Linked DNA regions of Homo sapiens: region 1 is linked to region 2. A link is an interaction called in ENCODE POLR2A ChIA-PET data of the cell type or tissue named here. Cell type or tissue: PC-9. All regions are shown on one strand. Each heading gives the region's core, and the rest is flanking DNA. Links, peaks and the distances in the headings are about the cores only.

The links. ChIA-PET counts read pairs that join two places held together with the same protein. Peaks named below come from ENCODE experiments on the same cell type or tissue, not always from the same donor. Only the 100,000 strongest peaks of a DNase experiment are listed, where the experiment ranks them.
Region 1: POLR2A ChIA-PET joins it to region 2 with 6 read pairs; 5 of 35 experiments call an interaction of 5 or more read pairs at or near these places.

Annotation. Positions count from the first base shown.
Region 1 is chr3:134,317,030-134,327,589 of GRCh38, forward strand. It overlaps LINC02004 (long intergenic non-protein coding RNA 2004), which reads left to right. Exons shown (of 2, transcript NR_146711.1): 2 at 3,891-4,142. It overlaps LOC105374118 (a long non-coding RNA gene), which reads right to left. Exons shown (of 2, transcript XR_924518.4): 1 at 10,185-10,560; 2 at 7,992-9,498. Among named protein-coding and RNA genes, the nearest start is that of LINC02004, 8.7 kb to the left of the region's middle. RefSeq lists a silencer at 9,898-10,192 and enhancers at 9,898-10,192, 9,978-10,272. In PC-9, for the core only: no CTCF peak of the experiment used is centred there; a DNase peak (open chromatin) is centred at 3,892; H3K4me3 peaks cover 569 bases; H3K27ac peaks cover 2,971 bases.
Region 2 is chr3:134,420,899-134,431,458 of GRCh38, forward strand. No RefSeq gene overlaps it. Among named protein-coding and RNA genes, the nearest start is that of MIR4788, 12 kb to the right of the region's middle. RefSeq lists enhancers at 6,009-7,208, 6,333-7,078. In PC-9, for the core only: no CTCF peak of the experiment used is centred there; a DNase peak (open chromatin) is centred at 6,693; H3K27ac peaks cover 1,741 bases.

The DNA of each region.
Region 1 (10,560 bases), core at 2,113-6,112, 110 kb before region 2:
TCTGCCTGCCTCGGCCTCCCAAAGTGCTGAGATTACAGGTGTGAGCCACCGCGCCCGGCCTCAAAGATTTTTTTTTAATACAACAGGAGCATTGGAGCAGAGTATGCTGATCTGGAGAGACTCCCCACATCACCCCACTTCTCAATGTTGAGACTGGGGCAGGTCTGGGATTACCCTCTCACTTCCTCCATGAGAAAGCTGAGGCTCGGTGAGGCTGAGGCATGTGGTGGCGCCAGCCTCTGAAGGCAGGCGAGTCTTCAGGGTCCACATTGCCCCATAGGATGGCTGCGGCTCTTGTGTGCCAGCTTATGAACTTTTTCTGTCTTTCCCTTCATGGCCCAGCTGCTCTCCACTGGCCTACCTCTTCCACTGATGTTGTTTTTCAACTGAGAACAGAACTGCAGGAAGAAAGCCTGGATAGATGTGCCTAGCCCCATCTCTGGGTCCTCAATGAATGACAAGTGGGCTTGTGAGTGACTGAGTGAGGGAGTGAGTGATTCTGGTTAGAAAGTATTTCCAATGTTGTGTTGTTCTCTTTGGCACAGACATACCCTGCAGACTGGCATGAATCATAAGTAATTCCCTAAAGCCCCCATCTGCCTGGAAATGCCTAGTGGTATTTCCCATAGTTCAGAAGCCATCAGCCCTGCATGCCAGCAGGTTTAGCTATTCTCCACCCAGCCACAAACTCTTGCCCATCCCCTGGGGAGAACACTGGAGGGAGAGGAGCTTGAGGGAGAGGAGCTTGAGGTAGAGGTGACACCTCTGGAGACTGCAGTCATTCTGGGATTTTGCTCACAGAAGCCTCAGGGCTGCGATCCTCCCGGTAGGCTGTTTGTGACTTAGTAGGCCTTGTGTCTTAAGCATGATGCCTGAGGGCCAGAAGAGAAGCCCTTTCTCCCTCTCTTTTTTTAATTTATTATTATTATTTTTTAATTATACTTTAAGTTCTAGGGTAAGAGGTGGGTTCCCAGGCTTCAGCTCTCTCTCAGCAGCATGTGGTCTCAGCTTGTCTACTGAATGCTGAGAAGCAAGAGTGCTCTTGGTTCTAAGTGTGGGTATAGCAGGTTGTATTTCTCAAAGATGGTGGTGACAATATTGCAGCTAACTATGGCTACTATGTAGACATAACTAAGTTATGGCCAGTGACATGCAAGTGGAATTATTGTGTGTGAATATCTGCAAAGATGTCTTCAAAGGGAGGTGAAGTGCCTTTCTTGTTCCTTTCTCCATCCTGCCGCCTGTAATGCAGATGTGATGACTAGAGCTCTAGCAGCCTTCTTGGACAATGAAGACTTGGGGTGGGGGGACGCCTTAACAAATACCAGAAACCCAGAAGCTATGAAATAAAAGATAAACATATTTGGCTAGATTAGAATCTTAAATTTTTGTGGCAAAAGATAGCACAAAGAATAGATGAACAGATTTGGAAACCATACTTATAAATCAGAGGACAAAGGGCACAAAGAACATTTACAAATTGCCAAGAAAAAGATAAAAGATTCAATAGAAATGCAATTTATGGAATGGCAGTTTCAAAGAGCCAAAAACATATGAAAAATCACTAGCAGTTAGTGAAATGGTTAGGTCAGCTTGAAAAAAATAAAAAGACTGGGAATGCTGGTGGACCTGCAGAGAAAGGGGTATTCACGTACAGCGTTACTTGAAATGTGACTTTCTCTAGCCTTTAAAAAAGTCAATTATGTGGCCGGGTGCAGTGGGTCACGCTTGTCATCCTAGCACTTTGGGAGGCCAAGGTGGGTGGATCACCTAAGGTTAGGGGCTCCAGACCAGGCTGGCCAACATGGCGAAACCCCATCTCTACTGAAAATACAAAAAATTTGGCCAGGCACAGTGGCTCACACCTGTAATCCCAGCACTTTGGGAGGCTGAGGTTGGGGGATCATGAGGTCAGGAGATCGAGACCATCCTGGCTAACATGGTGAAACCCCGTCTGTACAAAAAATACAAAAAGTTAGCCGGGCGTCGTGGTGGGCGCCTGTAGTCCCAGCTACTCTGGAGGCTGAGGCAGGAGAATGGCGTGAACCTGGGAGGCAGAGCTTGCAGTGAGCTGAGATCGCGCCACTGCACTCCAGCCTGGGAGACAGAGCGAGACTCCGTCTCAAAAAAAAAAAAAAAAAAAAAATACAAAAAATTAGCCAGGTATGGTGGCAGGCACCTGTAATCCCAGCTACTCGGGAGGCTGAGGCAGGGCAATTGCTTGAACCTGGGGGGTGGAGGTTGCAGTGAGCTGAGATCACACCACTTTACTCCAGCCTGGGCAAAAGAGTGAAACTCCGTCTCAAAAAAAATTAATTATAATTATTACATAAAATTAATAATTTTATATATTATAACCTGTACAAATTATATATCTATAAGTATATTTGACCACCAGTTCAGTCCTTTTCATCTGTCCTCAAATATCTGTACAGGATAATGTGTATTACAGTATTGTTCATAGTGTCCAAAAATTGTAATTAAAGTGAATGCTGACCAGGTGCAGTGGCTCATGCCTGTAATCCCAACAGTTTGGGAGGCCAAGGTGGGCAGATCACTTGAGGTCAGGAGTTCAAGACCACCCTGGCCAACATGGTGAAACACCATCCCTACTAAAAGTACAAAATTAGCTGGGTGTGGTGGTGCACGCCTGTAATCCCAGCTACTTGGGAGGCTGAGGCAGGAGAATTGCTTGAACCCAGAAGGTGGAGGTTGCGGCTAGAGTGCCGAGATCACACCACTGCACTCTAGCCTGCATAACAAGAGCAAAACTCCATCTCAAAAAAATAAAAATAAGAAAATAAAAAATAAAGCGAAGCTGAATAAATTATGGGGCATTTATATTTAGGAATGTTACGCATCCATTAAAAAGAAAGAAGCAGAGATAAACCAGTGATTAATTTTTATTAGATATTTATGAAAAAGAAAAGCAAGATAAGGAGAAGTATATACATCATTTAGGTAAAACAATGATTTAAAACCTATGTGTGTATATGTATGTTTTGTTAGTCTGAGTTCTGCAAGGATCGGTGACTAAGATGGAATTCCACTTGCAAGAGATCTATTGGAAAAAGCTCCTGTGAGTGAACAATGGGAGGTACATTCTCAAAGCTGTAGCATATTCACACACATGGCTATGTGTGTGTATGTTTATGTATAGATATACATATCTGTATATCATATATGTGAATACGTATTATATATGTTTATGTACATATATGGATATATGTATGCACATATCATGTGTATACATATGGCTCTGTCTGTGTGTGTGTATATGTTCATATACATTTGTATATGTAGGCATAGAGAAAAGTATGAACGGATATACACTAGGTTATTATAATACATAGGTTATGGGGAAGGGGAGTCTTACAAAAAAAAAAGAAGGAAAAATTGCACTAAAACCCCTCACATTTCAGACTTCTATATTCAGTTGTCCATACCACATTTGAAAAGTTTTAATACTTTATAAACTGAATTCCTGAGTTTGCCTGCCTCCTCTAATCAAACCTGCAGCACCCCCACCCCCCAGTCTGATTCCTGTTTCGTTCTACATGACCTGTTTTCTTCCTGCTGGAAGACTTTGGAATCTTTCCTTTATGCCAGGTGCTCTGGAATCTCCCCACCACTTCTCCTGCTATGGGTCTTGCCCCATTTATTGTATTGGGTACTTGATAGGCACTTAAATCCTTAGGTTCTGGAATCTGACAGCCTCACTTTGGGGCTCTGTTAGGGAGATGTGGCCGAGGAGGAGCCCGAGGGGCAGCTCTTGCCCCTTCCTGGGGAAAGGTGCACAGAAGGCTGATGAGGAGACCTGTGGCTTTCTCACCAATTGGCCCATATGAGTTCTTGCCACTGAGTCACTCTCATTATCTCCACTTTTCTAGGGAGGAGGCCTCGCCACCATGCCCAGAGCAGCACAGTGAGTCAGAGATGAAGCTCTTGTCCCACCTGCCCCAACCCTCGAGCCCTGCTTCCCAGGTCCGCATTCCCAGGCAGCCTGCCACAGCCAGTGCCAGCGAGAGAGTGGATCAGGCTTCAGGATAGCCCAGCACTGAGGACATCTAAAACAGTCTTCATTTATTTATTTATTGTTCATAGTGTCCAAAAGTTGGAATTAAAGTGAATGGCTGAATCAATTATGGTGCATTCATATTTAGGGATGTTATGCATCTATTAAAAAGAATGAAATAGAGGTAAACCAGTGATTAATTTTAATTAGATATTTATGAATAATAAAAGCAAGATAAGGAAAAGTGTGTATATTATTTAGGTAAAACAGTGATTTAAAATCTATGTGTGTATATGTATGTTTTGTTAGTTTGAGTTCGCCAAAGATCAGTGAATCAGTGACCAAGATGAGGTTCCATTTGCAAGAGATTTATTGGAAAAGCTCCAGGAAAAATGTGTGTATATGGATATTTTATTTCATCTAAAGTATATAGAATAAAATACCTTTAGATGGAATAAAATATCCATATTACTTTAAAATGTTTGGATTGAAATACAGTGAAGTGAAAATTCCCCCTCCCAGTCTGGTTGCCCTTTTTTTTTTTTTTTTTTTTTTTTTTTGAGACAGAGTCTCACTCTGTCGCCCAGGCTGGAGTGCAGTGGCGCGATCTCGGCTCACTGCAAGCTCCGCCTCCCAGGTTCAAGCAATTCTCCTGCCTCAGCCTCCCGAGTAGCTGGGACTACAGGTGTGTGCCACCATGCCCAGCTAATTTTTGTATTTTTAGTAGAGACGGGGTTTCACCATGTTGGCCAAGATGGTCTCGATCTCTTGACCTCGTGATCAGCCCGCCTTGGCCTCCCAAAGTGCAGGCATTGCAGGCATGAGCCACTGCGCCTGGCCTTGGTTGCCCTTTTTTAGAGGCAACTGGTGCTAGTTTCTTGTGTATACTTCAAGAGATATTTTAATGCAAAAAAAAAAAAAAAGGTAGATAATCTTATGGTCCACAATCCCTTATCTGGAAGCTTGGGGGCAGTTGTATTTTGGAGTTGGGAATTCAAGGAGTGTAGAAAGGTAGTATGTATATTCTATCACACTCCCAGCAGAGCCTGTGATAAAATACACAAATATTTCTGCACCAAGTAAAATAAATAAAGCCATAATCTGCCTTAAGTCAGTTGAGTTCAGCCAGGTTTTGCTACCAAATGTGTTTGTGTTATTTATTTATTTTTTAATTGTGTTCTTTGGAGATTTTTGAATTTTATAATTGTGGATAAGGGAATGTGGACTTGTTTTTGTGCTACTCTCCTTATTTAAAAACTTATGGCGGCATTCTGCACCTACTGGATCAGACTAAAGAGCTCTTTCATTATTATTATTATTTTGTATCCCCATAGTATTGCATTATACACATGCACCATTGCCAGCTTAGCTTGTTCATGGACATTTGAATTGTTTCCAGTCTTCTCCTCAATGGCATCAGTGCTGCAATGAATAACATTGTGTACTCTTTAGCACATGTGCAAGCATATCTGTAGGATAAATTCCTGGTAGTGGAATTGCAAGGTCAATTAATAATAATGATGGTTAACATCTGCATGGGTATTTACTAAGAGCTGGGAACTGTTGTAAGTGCTTTACAATAATTAAGGTATTTTAATCCTTGCAACAATCTCCTGAGGGAGATACTATTATCATTCCATTTTGCAGATGAGAAAAACTGAGGTACAGAGAAGGTAAAGGACTTGTAGAGCTGGAATTCAAACCGAGGTGTTCTGACTCCAGTCTGTGCGCTTAACCATTACATTCAACTGCCTTTTGAAGGTCATGGGAATTTGTAACTTAGAGAGACACTGCCAAATTGTCCTCTGCATGGCTTTACCAATTCACGTTCCCACCAGTAGCCTGTGAGCCTGCTTGTTTCCCCGCCAACGCTGCGCTGAATCAAACTTTTTGATCTTTGCCAATCTGATAGCCGAAAACGGTGTCTTACTTGAATTAAATGGTGTTTAACTTGAATTTCTTTTACTATGAGTCAGGTTGAGTGTCTTTTCACCTAAGGGTCTTTTGGACTTCCTTTCCATAAACTGTCCATTCATATCGTTTGCTCCTTTTTTTCAGTTTAGTTATATCTGTGACTTGTATTGAGCTTTTTATGTCTTAGGAAGATTAGCCTTTAGTGGTTCAAAAGGTACAGATCTTTGCCTAGCTAGTCATTTATGTTTTGATTTTGCTGGTGATGGGTTTTGGACAGAGTGTTAGGAGGAGACAAACAAAAGAAGAGGACTTCAGTGTTAAGAATTGAAGGGAGGGAGAGGACAGAGTAGATCCCTGGAAAGAGGTGCCCTCTGCCTGCTGAGGCGGCAGGGAAAGAAGGTGATGGGGATAGTGAGGAGGGCTCCTTATGGGGACTGGCACAGAGGGTTCAAACATGCTATGTGTGGCCCACTGAGACTGGAGGCTGGGAGGAGGGAGGACTTCATGACAGACACGAGGATGCGTTGCTCAGCTGTGCTGCTCCAAGATGCGTCCAACAGAAGACACATTGCCCCAGTAAAAGACTGCCCAGCTGTGCCGGGTGCAGTGGCTCACGCCTGTAATCCCAGCACTTTGGGAGGCCGAGGCAGGCACATCACAAGGTCAGGAGATCGAGACCATCCTGGCTAACATGGTGAAACCCCATCTCTACTAAAAAATAAAAAAAAAAATCAGCAGGGTGTGGTGGCACGCGCCTGTAGTCCCAGCTACTTGGGAGGGCGAGACAGGAGAATCGCTTGAACCCAGGAGGCAGAGGTTGCGGTGAGCCGAGATCGTGCCACTGCACTCCAGCTTGGGAGACAGAGCGAGACTTGGTCTCAAACAAACAAACAAACAAAAAAAAACTGCCCTGCTTCAAGGCTGTGCTCAGCTGGCAGCCTACCACTGTTGGCTCCTACAGGGTCTACTCAGCTTTTGGACCAAGTTTATGATTTTCTTTGGGTGTCCCTGTCCAATGACTGAGCAAGATGGTGGTATGAGGGCCCAGCCATTCCATCGTTTCCACATTTCCAACACAGGAGTCCTCTAATGGGCTGTTTTTGTTTTAGTTCACTGGATGACTGGCAGAAAGTCAGGCCTGCAGGTCTGAGAACTCCACTCTTACTTTTGCCCCATTTCATTCCCAGGCGTTACCCTCACCCTCTTTAACCTTGCATTCCTAACCCTATCTCAACATCAGCTTCCTGGAAAACCCAAGCAGCCCAGACTCTGAAATTCTTTTGGTAAAAATTGGCATACATTTTTTTAAGTCGCTGATATATATTTCATATTGTCTGAGCCTAAAGATTTGCTTGTTTTCTATCTGGTGGTGACTATACATATCCTTTGGCTTGTACATAAGGTGAAAATGTTGGGCTGTGTGTGAAGGCAGCTGAGGTTGGCCCTCCCAGCAACTGGGGGGCTATCTGACCTCCGCTCAGAGCCTGGAGCAGTGGCATGGAGTGGCCAGTTAGCACTGGGTGGAAGCAAGTCTTGGGTAAGGTGTGTAGGAGCACCTTCAATGCCAGCCCCAGGCCTGAGAACACACCACACAGGGAACGGGGCATAGAAGCATCTTCTTCGGCAACCGCAGGTGGACCTGATAGTGGCTGGGCCACATCTCCCAGCCCTTTTCTGCCTGGCCCTTTCTCCCCACCGCTGCTCTAGTGGCCTGACGGTGTCCTGCCCTCTGCATGTTGCCAGAGTGATCTGATCACACCACTTGTTAGTTGTAGGCTTTGGATGGTAAAACCTGGAATCTACCCCCTTGGCTCATGACTCAAGCCCATTTGTATACTGGCTCCTTCTCAGTCTCTTTTAACCATTCCTCCCTACACTCCACACTCACAAGACCTCTTGCCATTCTGAGAACCGGGGAGGGCTTTGTGTCCCTCTGTCCCCATCACTGCTGGTCTCACTGGCTGGAATACATTTTTGTTTCTCCTCACCCCTCAAGGCTCCTCAGTAGATATAAATGCATGTGTTTGGTTTGCCACATTTAAGTTTCCTCAAGAGACTGTAGTAAATATTTGAAGTGCTTTTAATTAGAAAATACCTGTCATTGCCTACTGCCCTGTGGAACTACCACATCTTTGAAGATGTTCAGTGCAGGGACTGGACCACCTGAGGATTGGGCTATATGGGTTATACATACCATCTTGGGAGACAGCCTGAGAGGCATTTCTTGGCCATTCTTCCTATACCATTCCTATCATATACATCTCTATCACCACAATCACTGATCACCAACAAAACCACTAATTTGAATCAGACATTCTTTCAACTCTCTTACCAAGATTGCTTGAAATGTTGAAATGCACTAGGATGTAAGTCAGCCAGAAAACACTAATTGAGCATATAATGTGGGCAGTGAATTGTGGTAGGTGGTAGGTCAGCAGGTTGTGAGAAAGCATGATGGACAACATAGTACCTGCCCCCACAGGAATGGATTGCTCAAATGGACGGGCAAACACCTGTCAGCTGATGGCTATGTATGGCTATGCAGGTCCTCAGTGACAGGGGCCCTTGAAGAAAGGCACTCACTGCAGCTGGGGCAGCCATGGAGGGCTCCCATCAGGAGGTGGCAATGGAGATGGATGTGGAGGAATGGCAGGGATTTGGAGAGACTAGAGTAGTGAAGAGGGCCTCTAGAGAGAAGGTAGCTTGATGAATCACTCAGGAAGAGCCCTACTTGTTTTGTTTGATGAGCCTGGGATGCATCAGATATCTCTTTAAAGCACTGGTTCTCAAGCATGGCTGAATATTTTAATTACCTGGAAATTTTAAAAATCAGAGACGCCTGGGTCCTACCTCCAAAGAGTTTGATTGGATTGTTGTGGGGTGTGGCATGGGCACTGGGACTTTGACAGCTTTCCAGGATGGTCAGGTGGTGAGAGCACTCTCCTGCCAGGCCTCCAGCTCACGCCTGTCAGGCTCTGACACTTCCCAGGTGTGCCTCTCACGCCCTCCTCCTGGGCTGGGGCCACCCCGGAAGGGGCGCTGGCCTCTCTTAAATCCCACTCATACACCTGGCCTCAGGTTCCCAGGAGGATTTCTCTGCCTGCTTTACATTCAAGCAGTTGCAAGGTAGTCCCCTGAGCCACAGGCTGCTTAGCTTTCCCTCTGCCTCAGTGCCCCTCTTCTGGCGCTTTCCTGGAGCTCCAAAGAAGCAGTGGATGAGTTCCGTGTGGTCCAGCTGTGGCCACTTCCAGAGGGCCTTGGGCTGAGCTTCCTGAGGGCACGTCTACACACACCCGCTGAGCAGGGGACCTGTGTGCTGGCCACAGAGGTGGCACCGGAAGGGGATTTTCTCTCGCTGCATTTCCTGGCATTGAGCAGCGCCTTTTGAGGTAGTCTCTGCTGAGTGGTCTCAGGAATGCCATTCCTCATTCCAGGGAATTCTGTAGGTGGGGCTGCTGGTCACCAGCCAGTGTGTCTAATGGCGAACATGCACCAGTCACAGGTTTGAGCCCCCTCCCGGAGGCCACGACTCTGTTTCCTCTTCAGCAGTGCAGCAGGCATTCGATCGGCTGCAGGAAAGAGGACGAAGGGTTGACATGATTTTCTGGCAAGAAAGATTGCTCCACTCGGGGGTTTACTGTCAAGGCAGGAGATAAAATGCCCTGGCTCTTGAGGCCTTTTCATTTAGTTATTAATTCAAAAACACCTTTAGGGATTTTGCTTTTAAATGATACATATTCTTTATTTAAAAAATACAAACAGCAATGTACCCAGAAGAAATGGAAAACCACTGGCTAGAGAAAACTACTGTCATCAATGCTTTCTGGGCCTCTGAAGAAGCCCATTTCTGCTGGCACTGAGTGTGTGTTTCTCCGGGCAGGAGCTGGTATAACATGACCCTTGAAAGCACTCGCAGCCCTGGGCTTACATAAGTAATGTGATGACTCTCTCCACAGAGCCCCTCTAGAGATCCCACCACTCCGCCCTCTTGGAAAGAACATTCAGTGTCTCCCACACCAGAACCCATCCAAGGAGAGAGGATGCCGAGGTAGTGGCTCATCTTCCTTGGTCCCAGAGAGGCCTCGGAGCAGTCCTCTCTTGCTTCACAGCCCTCCAACTATGCTAAGAATGCGAACCATTTCCCATGGGACTGGCAAAGCCATGAAGCAATTCTGAGCCCAACCTCCCCAAATATCTGCTTTGCAAACAGATAAAACAGAGAAGTATCCTGAAAATGTGCTGTTGGGCCATTCACCTTAGGCGGTTGTGGTGTCTGCTTGCCTGCCAGGAGGGTTTCTGCTTCCACAGTCCAGCCTGGAGCTGCTGGGGAGCCAGTTTGGGATGTGGCCATGTTCCCTGAGGGGCAAAACACAGAAAACTCTCCGGAAGGGGCTTCTCAAGGAAATGGGGACCAAGCAAGGCTGTGGGCTCTTTTCAGGGATCCGGCTCCCATCCCAGTGCTGGACTCATTGCTGACCAGTCCTTGGGGTCACCTGGGTGCCCTTTGGCTCCTGAGATGTCTGGGCATGGGGCTGCCTTCACCAGCTGCAAGAGCCCAAACCCACCTCAACCAGCCTTTGGCATCTCCAGTCTGCACCAGCTGCAATTTTGTGGCCCGGGTGGGTGAAGGC
Region 2 (10,560 bases), core at 4,443-8,442:
CCAAGTTAGCTAAAGGAAGATGCAGTGTGTGGAGTCCTACTCCCAGCATCAAAAAGAGCATAAGGAGATGAATGTGCAGCAGAGAGATAATGACATAATGACCAACAGAGTCTACCTCTTTAGCTACTGAACACCGATATACACACCCTTTTGTTAATACTTCAACTTCCATATAACAATTACAACTGTATGCTTCCATATAATAAGATCCAACTCTCTGTTCTTCATAAGAACAAAGATGCTCTCAACCTCTATCAAAATCAGGATACAAAACATCCCCCCGTTATTGTAACCATCTCTGGGTAGTAGTCATAGAACCTACCTCTGGGTGATGTTAATTATTTCTCTAATTCTGTCATAGTCCTACCCAATTACTTCATAACCTAAGACCAAATTTTACAGGTAACTACCAATGGCAATCCTCACATAAAATAAAAATGGGAGGAAGAATGGAGGAATACACACACGCACACACACACAAGCATAGCTGCTACAGTCTCAGATGGCTGGGGTTCTTGACCTGATGGGCTGACCCAAACCTTTGTGCCTAGGTGGTCTGAGTCCTCAGTGGCCCTGATGTGTTTTTGGTTGTTGAAATTTTTCATTAACTTTTACCGTCTTATGCTTCCATATAATAAGATGCAATTATCCTTCAGAAAAACAAAGATGCACTCAACCTCCATCAAAATCAGGATACAAAACATCCTACCTTTCTGGTATCCATCTCTGGGCAGTAGTCATAGGACATGGACATAGATATACCAAGAAGCACCCTAGGACATCCTCTGAGTTCCAGGCATAGTGCCCCTTACCATAGTGCTACCATGTGTAGCAATAACCCAGTTTCCCCTTGGTAATCAGGATCAGTCATCCTAGCCTGTAAAGTAACCCCTTTTTCTGCCTGCTGGCTCAGTAGCACAAGGATCCCCAAATGGCCACATGGCAGTCCCATCTTCCATTCTAATGGAATCAGTGTTTGTGTCTCCTGGTAGAGTGCCCTCCCTTTGGGGACTAAGACCTCCAAACCAGCAGGGCTCTAAGTTGGGATGGGAAGCAACATTGCTGATGGATTATTGGCTGTAATAGTGAGAGGAGTCACTCATACTTCTGCCCTTGATTCCCAGACTTCAGTATCTTGGCTATGGGGAAAGCAGCATCATATACTCGTTGTTGAGTCAAAGCCTATGCTGGGTGTTTTCTCCCAACTGGAGCTGTGACTGGGTTTTCAGCAGGCCCTTCCACTATCCTATCTGGCCTGCTGCTTCTGGGTGATGGGGCATGTGGTAAGACCAGTGAATCCCAAGGGCACAAAGCCTTTGCTATACTTCTTTTGTTGTCAAGTAAGTTCTTTCTATAGCTAGTGATACAGTTTGGATATTTGTCCCCACCAAATCTCATGTTGTAATGTAATACCCAGTGTTGGAGGAGGGACCTGGTGGGAGATGATTGGATCATGTGGGTGGATTTCTCATCAATGGGCTAGCACCATCCCCCTGGTGTTGTCCTCACAATAGAGAATGATTTCTAGCAAGATCAGGTTGTTTAAAAGTGTGTGGCACTCTCCCCCTCTCCTTCTCTTGCTCCTGCTCTCTCCATGTGAGACACCTGCTCCCCTTTCCCCTTCTGCCATTACTGGAAGCTTCCTGAGGTCCCCCTAGAAACTGAGCAGATGCCAGCACCATGCTTCCTGTAAAGCCTGCAGAACCATAGGCCAAGTAAACCTCTTTCTGTATAAATTACCTAGCCTGAGATGTTTATTTATAGCAACATAAGAATGGCCTAATACACCTGGGTTCTTAAGAAGATGAATAGAAAAGCTGGAGGGTGGGGTGGAAATCATGAGGTTGTGTCCCACTTCCTGCAAGAAAAAGCCTATGTCCCTTGATCCTACATTCAAGGCCCTTTCTCTCCCAGAAAAGCCATCCTTTCTAGCCCTGGCCACTTTCCCTGTACTAATTAATCTCACTTCTGCCTGTGGACACCTCTGCTCTCAGGACTACTGTCTCCTGGGCCTCACTGCCACTACCTCTGCCTCTGTGTGAAGCCCCTTCCCAGGTGTGTCTGGGCCCCTCTCCTCTCAGCCTGCACCCAGGAAGCTGTTTCCTCTCCCCAGACAGTGGACGTCTCCCTGGCAAGCCTCTGCAGCCCTGAACTGTCCTGACCTTCAGGGTCCAGTTCTTGGAAGGCTCAGGACTGCCATTTGAATTGGGATTATCCCTGGGAGCCCAAACATCTGGTCATCTCCAGAAGGCCACTCACTCTGGGGCAAGGATGGAGCTAGCAGTATGTCAACTGTGATGTGGGGTGTCACATCTGGCTCTGTCCCATCTGCCTGGCTGGGGTTTGCCCCTACGGAGGGTGTTTTGTGTTGCCTGATGGAAGAGGGATGTCCACCAACCAGGCTCAGAGCAGCATCAGGCCCCCCCTGATGTGGGTGTCAGATTACAGCCACAACAGATGGCATTGGCTCAGCTCCCAGGGATCCCCAGTCCACAATGCAAGTCACCTAATCCCTAGTCTGCCATGCAAAGCAAAGGTGGAGCAGAGGGCAAGGGTGGGCAGTGAAGGGCACTATTCAAGGGTGCACCCATCAGGTGTGGGCGAGAGGTGTGTTCCCCAAGGAAGCTGCCTCATGCTAAGCACTCTCATGGGGACAGCATCTTCACACTATGCAGGGAGCTGCTGACAGGGCCCTAGACACCAGAGACCCTGCTAAGGATACTGATCCAAGGGAAAAGGCGTCAGTCAGGTTCATTGGCAGAAACATAAGCCATATGGAAGAAAAATGGGCTTGAAAGAAAAATGTAGAGCCAGTTCACTTCTGAAATGGAGAGCAAGGACTATCCAGCATGGGGAAAAAAGCAAGGGAATACACTCAGTTCTGTCTTCTGTCCAGTGCAGTAGAGTGATAAAGAGAGAATGACAGGAAAGGGAAGAGGAGGCAAGAGCTACCTGCAGGGACATGGGGATGGCTTGAGGGAGGCCACCCAGAATGCTTCTGGCCTGGCCCCTGCTCCCCTCTCTGTTGCGTCTTCCTTCCCCATACAATCCCCCTTTGCCCTTGCCTCAATGTTCATCTTTGTCCCCACTGTGGTCAGGCCTCTCTGCCTCTGGTTTAGCCCACCCCAGTTCCACTATGCCCCTGTGTGACAAAGGTCCATATGAACTAGCTGGACTTTGGGCACTATATACAGACGTAGGGGAAAGATGGAATTCAGTGCACAAGTCCTCTGGCTCAGGTCCATGATCACAAAGAAGATCATGTTTTAGCATCTCAGAGTTGCAAGGGATTTCAGCCTTCATCTAGTTGAAGCCTTCATCTTACAGATGAGAAGGCTGGAGCTCAAGGGCTCAGGGACTGCCCCAGATCCTCAGGTCCTGCTGGCACACTCTTCCTCACCACTGCAGAGCATTGGGATCTGTCTAGGGGCAGCTGTAACAGTGGGTATCATCTGCCCTTGCTTCTCAGCATGTCCTTGAACTGCTCTCTCTCTTTGTGGGGAAAGATGGCAGAGAGTCCTGGGTTCAAATCTGATCTCTGACAGTTACTTGCTGAGTGACCTTGAGCAAGACACTTGCCCTCTCGGAGCCCAAACCTCCTCACTCTAAAAAAGAGAACTTACCTTTACAATAGTGTGGTAAAGACCAGATGAAATAATGTTCATGGATAAGGCAGATGACATGGAGGGAAGAAGTGGAAGAAGATCCCTCTCAAAAAAGTTATCATGATGATTTTATTTATCTATTCACTGAATGACTGTTGACTAAACTCTAAACTGCTATGTGCTAGGCTCAGCAGTACATTAGACCTACAGAAATATCATTGTGAATTTACATTCCATTGGAGCAGACAGTTAACAAGTAAATCAGTAGATGCATATATAATCTGACACTCAGAGGTGAAAAGCGTTATGGAAAATGGGACAGAGAGAGGGAGAGAGATTGTAGGAAAGTGCCTGGTAAATTACCGGGCCCCATGTAATTGATTCCTCTTGTTGTATGTTGCCTGGCACTTAGTAGGTGCTCAAAAAATGCTAATTTCTTTCTCTTCTTGCCTATATTTCTTATTTCCATCTTCCCTACGTAACTCAATGCCCATTGCTACTCCCAGGCTTCCCACATCCCCTCTGAGGGCCTCACGGTTCTACCCGGCAATCCACCCTTCTATGCTGCATGCCTTCTCACGCTGTCTCTTGAAGATCCTGGGCCTGGCACTGAGCACTCAGGGACAGTAGGCCCTCTGCCATAGTAAGAAGTGTAGTAATGGCAGGAGGGACGGCAAGGAAGCAAATGCACACCGGGCAGTGCTGAGACATTCCTTTCGGTGTGAGGGCAGGTGCTTCCTTCCTGGGGCCTTGCCCATTCCCTGCCCTCTGGGGAGAGACACAGCTTTCAGTTAAGAAAATGGAAAGATTTTCTGAAAACACCACACCAGCGATCAAGGATCAATCCTCTCTTCCAAAGTTATTTGCAATAATGAAATATAACATCATTAATTTGTTTTACCCACCAGAGAGTATAAAAAAATTTCCCAAATATAAAGAAACCTCTGTGTGTGTGTGTGTGTGTGTGTGTGTATTTTAAAGACAAGGAAAGAAAATTTAAGCTGTACATCATTATTTTTTTTTTTTGAGACAGAGTTTCACTCTTGTTGCCCAGTCTGGAGTGCAATGGTGCGATCTCGGCTCACTGCAACCTCCATCTCCCAGGTTCAAGAGATTCTCCTGCCTCAGCCTCCCGAGTAGCTGGGATTACAGGCGTACACCACCACACCCAGCTAATTTTTGTATTTTTAGTACAGACAGTGTTTCACCATATTGGTCAGGCTAGTCTCAAACTCCTGGCCTCAGGTGATCTGTCCACCTTGGCCTCCCAAAGTGCTGGGATTACAGACGTGAGCCGCCACGCCTGGCTCATCGTATTTGTATATATATGTGCTCTGTCCCATTTTACTCTCTTGCTTAAGTATGGATAGCTCTCGGTGTGAGTTGCTTGTCTAGTCTGTTAAGAGTTCAGGTTAAAGCCAGGTGCAGTGGCTCACACCTATAATCCCCGCACTTTGGGAGGACGAGGTGGAAGGATCTTTGAGCCCAGGAGTTTGAGACCAGCCTGGGCTACATAGTGAGGCCCCATCTCTACAAAAAATAATAAAAAATTTAGCCAGGCATGGTGGCACGTGCCTGTAGTCCCCGTTGCTCAGGAGGAGGTGGGAGGATCGTTTGAGCCTGGGAGGTCAAGGCTACAGTGAGCCATGATAGTGCCACTGCACTCCAGCCTGGGTGACAGAGTGAACCACTGTCCCAAAAACAAACAAACAATAGTTCAAGTTAAGGAATGTCCTTGATTAGCTCCTGCTTGGGGTTTCAGAGGAATAGCTTACTTTGTCTGAGAAGAGCCTAAAGCAGCCTTCCTTCTATGGCAAAGCCTCCCTTTTACCTTTTTCTTCTTTTGGGGGCCCCCTCTAAGCTCTCTCTGAGGCAGGCCCTTAAAACTCATCTCTCAGCAAGGCTGGGTGCTGGCACTGGAGACTACATAGAGGTGATAAGACAGAGACTCCTAACTCAGTAAGCTCACAGGGAGACCTCCCACCTTGGAAAGACAAGGCCTTCTTTCAGGTTCAGCTCACACTTTCACTGCCAGTGTGACCTAGGCCTCAGTTTACCCATTTGTTAAATGAGGAGGCTGGCCTACATTAGCCTTCCTCCGGGTGTCAGTCATGTACAGTAGTCCCATATGATGCTCCAGGGACCATACTTTGGCCAGTAGGTTCGCAAGTCACTGACGCCTGTGGGAGCATCCTGGGAAGCCCACAGGCTGCATTGCACCCAGGTCAAAGCTGGGGCTGCTCACTCTAGCTGGAACACAGAGCCCTTTACTGCTGAGTGCCTGCAGGCAGCCTTCTGGGAAAAGCCAGCTGTGGATTTCTAAAGGACTTTCCCAGGCAAAGATGCCTGGGATAAGAGAAAAACAGGATGGTGAAAGCACCATCCCAGGGATGTGAGGGATGGAGCAGCCTCTCTGACCCGAGACCTGTGGTTGCATCCCTGCCTACACTGAGCTGCTCCAGCTGCATCAGGCCTGACTTTGCAGGCTGGTGGTTAAGTGGGTAGACGGGTCTGGACGCACAGCCACTTCTGGTCATCCACAGCGATGAGCAAGCGGGAGTTTCACTGCGGCTGCCTCTGACACCGTGCTTCATCCCAACCTTTCTCACAGCCTCCCTCAGTGTTTCCAAGATTCCCTGGGGTGAGTGAGACTCATGGTGAAGCTCAGACTCTACCATGGAGGGCAGGCCTGCCTCACCTGGGGGCCTCCCTGAAGGGGTCACAAGGAGGTCTGAGGGCAAATACATCTCCTTGGCTGGCTCCTAGAAATGAAAGAGGGGCAGGATGATCAGAGGAGTAGAATTTGACTTCCTGGTCCCTCCCTGTCCTCCCTCAAGAAAGAGGTGACAAATGAAGCATTCTTGGGGAAGGAGAGAAAGTCCACAGTGACTGAGGTCTGAGGGCAGGGCTGAGACAGTGGTGGTGGAGATGGCGACCTCAGCCCTCCACACGTGCAGTGTCAGGGCCTCGGAGCCCAGCTGGCAGGCCACAGGAGACAGCGGGAGGTCTGGCTGGAGTGGAGACTGAGTCATCTGGGACTGCAGGGTCCAACGGAGTCACGCCTGTGAGTGATGAGCACCTTGACTGAGGCCAACGTCACAGACGTGTCTGGGAAGTGAGTCAGGGACCCGCAGAGTAGGAGTCTCAACATTCCTGGGAACAGCTTCCTCTGACTGTCCTGCCGTGATATGTTTTCTCCCCTAAGTGGCCTCAAAGGGTTGCTGGCTTTGCCATTGACATTTCTACAGCAAAATGAGCTAGTGAGCACTGGAGTTCAAAGGACATGGTGCAACTTTCAAACCAAATTCTCGTGGGATTTCAGAGGCTGATTACCCTCCCCTCCCTCCCTCCCTCCCTCCTTTCTAGCATGTCGATATTCATCTGTCAAATATTTATCGAGCAGCCACTCCGTGCCAGGTACTGTGGACTGGAGTCATGGTGATGGATAAGACACATGCCTGTGCCTTCCTTCCAGTCCCTGTCTTCACACACCCTGTAGTCTGGGGCAGGGGGACACTAAACAATCACACAAATAATTGCCTGCAATTTGCTGTGAATGATGAATGCATAGTTCAGGGGGCTCTGAATGTATCTAACGGGGGTCCTGGCAGGATCTGGAGGGCCAGGGAGGACTTCCCTGAGGAAAGTCCCCGTAAGAAGGGCTGGGCACAGTGGTTCACACCTGTAATCCCAGCACTTCGGGAGGCTGAGGTGGGTGGATCACCTGAGGTCAAGAGTTCAAGACCAGCCTGACTAACATGGTGAAATCCCATTTCTACTAAAAATACAAAAAATTAGCCAGGCATGGTGGTGCATGCCTGTAATCCCAGCTACTCAGCAGGCTGAGGCAGGAGAATCGCTTGAACCTGGGAAATGGAAGTTGCAGTGAGCCAAAATCGCAGCATTAGACTCCAGCCTGGGCAACAAGAGTGAAAATTCATCTCAAAATAAATAAATAAATAAAGTCCATGTAAGAGGAGATTGAGAGGGTAGAAAGTTCACCAGGGAGGAGTATTTCAAGTAGAAGAAACAGAAGAAGCTGAGAGCTTTGGGACATTGACAGACAGCGTGGTTGGTGTGGTCCAGGAGAGGTGAGTAAAGCAAGAGGCAGGATTCAGATCAGGCAGGGCCTGGGAAGCCACTGTGAGGATTCAGAGCTTTCCCCTGAGAACAATTCTTAGGAAAGGGAGGGTGGAGAACTGGGTCCCCCGAGCCCCAGCAGGGAAGTTATGAGTTTCTGCTTGTGGAGCATTTGGGCTCTGATCCCCCAACTATCAGCCACAGCCCACACGGTGAAAGCTGGTGAGGCAGGGGAGGCTCAGGACCAGGAAGTCCCACGGTGGACCTGGATGGGAAGACACCAGAAGCCAGCGGTGGTGACAGTGGGCAGGTGCTTCAGTTTCCCTTACTGTACAGTGGGTAGAATCAGCCTTGGATCAGTGTGTTGAGAGTTTGTGAGGATGGACAAAGTAGCAGCTGGAGGAAAGCCTTGTGCTCTTTTAATGGCTAGCATGGCTCAGAAGGAGACTGCTGACTGCCTCCCTCCAAGCCAGCAAACCCTGGGATTACAGAAACACAGCAGCCCCTCCAGCATGAGGTGGCAACTTACCGAAGGAAACAGAAATATCCCAAGGAATTCAGCAAATAGCCTGCAGATAATTTTATGCAGTAGAAGGAGCTTGGGCTTTGGAGCCAGAAAGACTTGAATTTGTTCCCTGGATCTGTCACTAGCTGTGTGACCTCGGAAAAATCACTCTCTGAGCCTCATTTCCTCATCAATAACAAGAGGACAATTGCAACAATCTGTGCTTATTCAGTTGTTTTAAGGGTTAGAGATGGCATTTGTAAAATGTTCAGCACAGCGTGAGGCAATAATAGCTCCTCAATATTTGGTAGAAGTAGGTAAACATTCAAACCATTAGAGAGGTGGGTTTTCACCTGTGCTCAGAACAAGGCGAAAGCTGTCTGCCACCATTGCCCTTTAATAGTCCTTTATCCATTAACCTTCACTGCTAGGAAGTCCTGCCTCATGTCTAATCTGCATGCGTCTCTTCACATGGCAGCTGGAACCTACCTGGTCTTGATCTGCCCTAACAAGTGGAGCCTGACAACACCTGTGCATCACCAAAGAAAGGTGCCAAGCCCTGGTCACCCAGAGGGCCTCTCCCACTAGGTTCTACAGAGAAGCTCACAGAAGACATGGGATGTTGGTCCTACTGAAAAAGCAGGCAAGCTGGGGGAATACAATCATGTCAGGAATGCAGGCACAGACATCATCTTCTCTCATCACTGTCCACGGTCCGCACACCAAGACCTATCACTTTAGACACAAACCTTCCCAGGACCAGGACAAGAGAGATGAACTCTAAGGTAAGCAAGGGTCCAGGATGAGACTATGGGGTTTCTGGGTCTGTGAACACGCACACATACATACACGAATGTGGACACACATAAGAGCACATAACTATGTAAAATACACAGAGAAAGATGTTTAAGGGGACCCCACACCCAGAGATCCCCAGTCACTTGAGGAGATGGTGAGGTTGTTTAACTTTTTTATACCTCAGGTCTCTTGTCTGTAAGACAGGAATGATAATAACACAGGAACGTCGTAACGATTACATGTTAGGTACTTGGACAGTACCTAGCCCAGTGTGGGCTCCCGTTTTTGCTACTATGATTATTATTACAGCTGGACACTCTCTCAGGACACAGAAATCTAGAGATACAGATGCAAACACAAATACACCCAGACCCAGCACAATCAAATTCACAGGCATACACATACCCTGAATCTGACCACAGATACAGGTGCTCATCAAAGAGAAGCTGCGTCCAGCACCCTGCTGGTGGACAGTGTGGCAGAGCTCACATAGTTTGGTCTTGGTCCAATTAGGCTTGGTTCATTTCAGCCAGACCGCAGCAAAGAAAGTGAAATTGCTCTGCAAATTCAAATGAGCAGATTTTTGAGATGCCACATGGAGAGATGCCACGGAGAGAGGTAGAGGACCGAACCTAAGTTCAAAGCCTGTTTTTTAAGGGGTCAGATAGTCACTTTTAGGCTGCTTAATGGCCGGACCTGCGATGTAGCCAGGCCCCACACCACCTAATACACCTTCAGTGAAAAGTGTACTGCCCTGAGTGCCTGCCATGCAAGAGTCTAGAGATGGTCAAAGAGAGGAGACTGTGTTCCACATATGAGCTAATGCACCATCAGTCATGCTCAGAGTCAAGAGGCAAGAGATGCAGAATTCAGTGGGATCAGGAAAGTGGAGCAAGCACCGGAAAGCAAAGGGCCTTGAAGTACTCCAGGATTGTCATGAGATGGGGATCAGAGCTATAAAAATGTCTGGAGGATGCAGAACTATCCTCTGACATCCAACTTTATAACCCAACTTCTGGGTTATAAAAAGAGCAGAAACACGAGCACATATGTTCAGCCCTCTCTAAAGCATTATACCCACTTGTTAAGGGAGGCTGGAGGGCGAGTCAAGGATGGTGTGGATTTGGCCAGAGAGGGCTTTGTGGAAAGTGGATGTGGGTTAGAAAAAAATGCAGTGTTTGCATCTGGTCAACCTGAAAGTGATGAGGGTTATACCTTGGGGGAGGCCCTCTAGGAGATTTCTCTGAAATTCATCAAGAGATTTTCTGTGATCCCACACCAATTCTATTTAAGAGGAGGCTGTGAGTGACACTCAGAGAATGAGTAGTTATCATCTTTCCTTCCAGGATGAAGCTGCCGCATAACTCTGTGATTAACACACACTGACTCTGGACGTCAGGGGAGATTAAAGGAGGGATCAGATGCTTTTGAAGAGAAGGTGGCCATCTGGAAGGTGCAGGTGCAAGGTGGTGGAGGCTGAAAGGTGGCAGATGGCTTGGTTCTGTGAAGGCAAATTAGGGAACACAGAAGACGACAGATGGGCAGGTGTTGGGTCATTGTGAAAGGGATTTG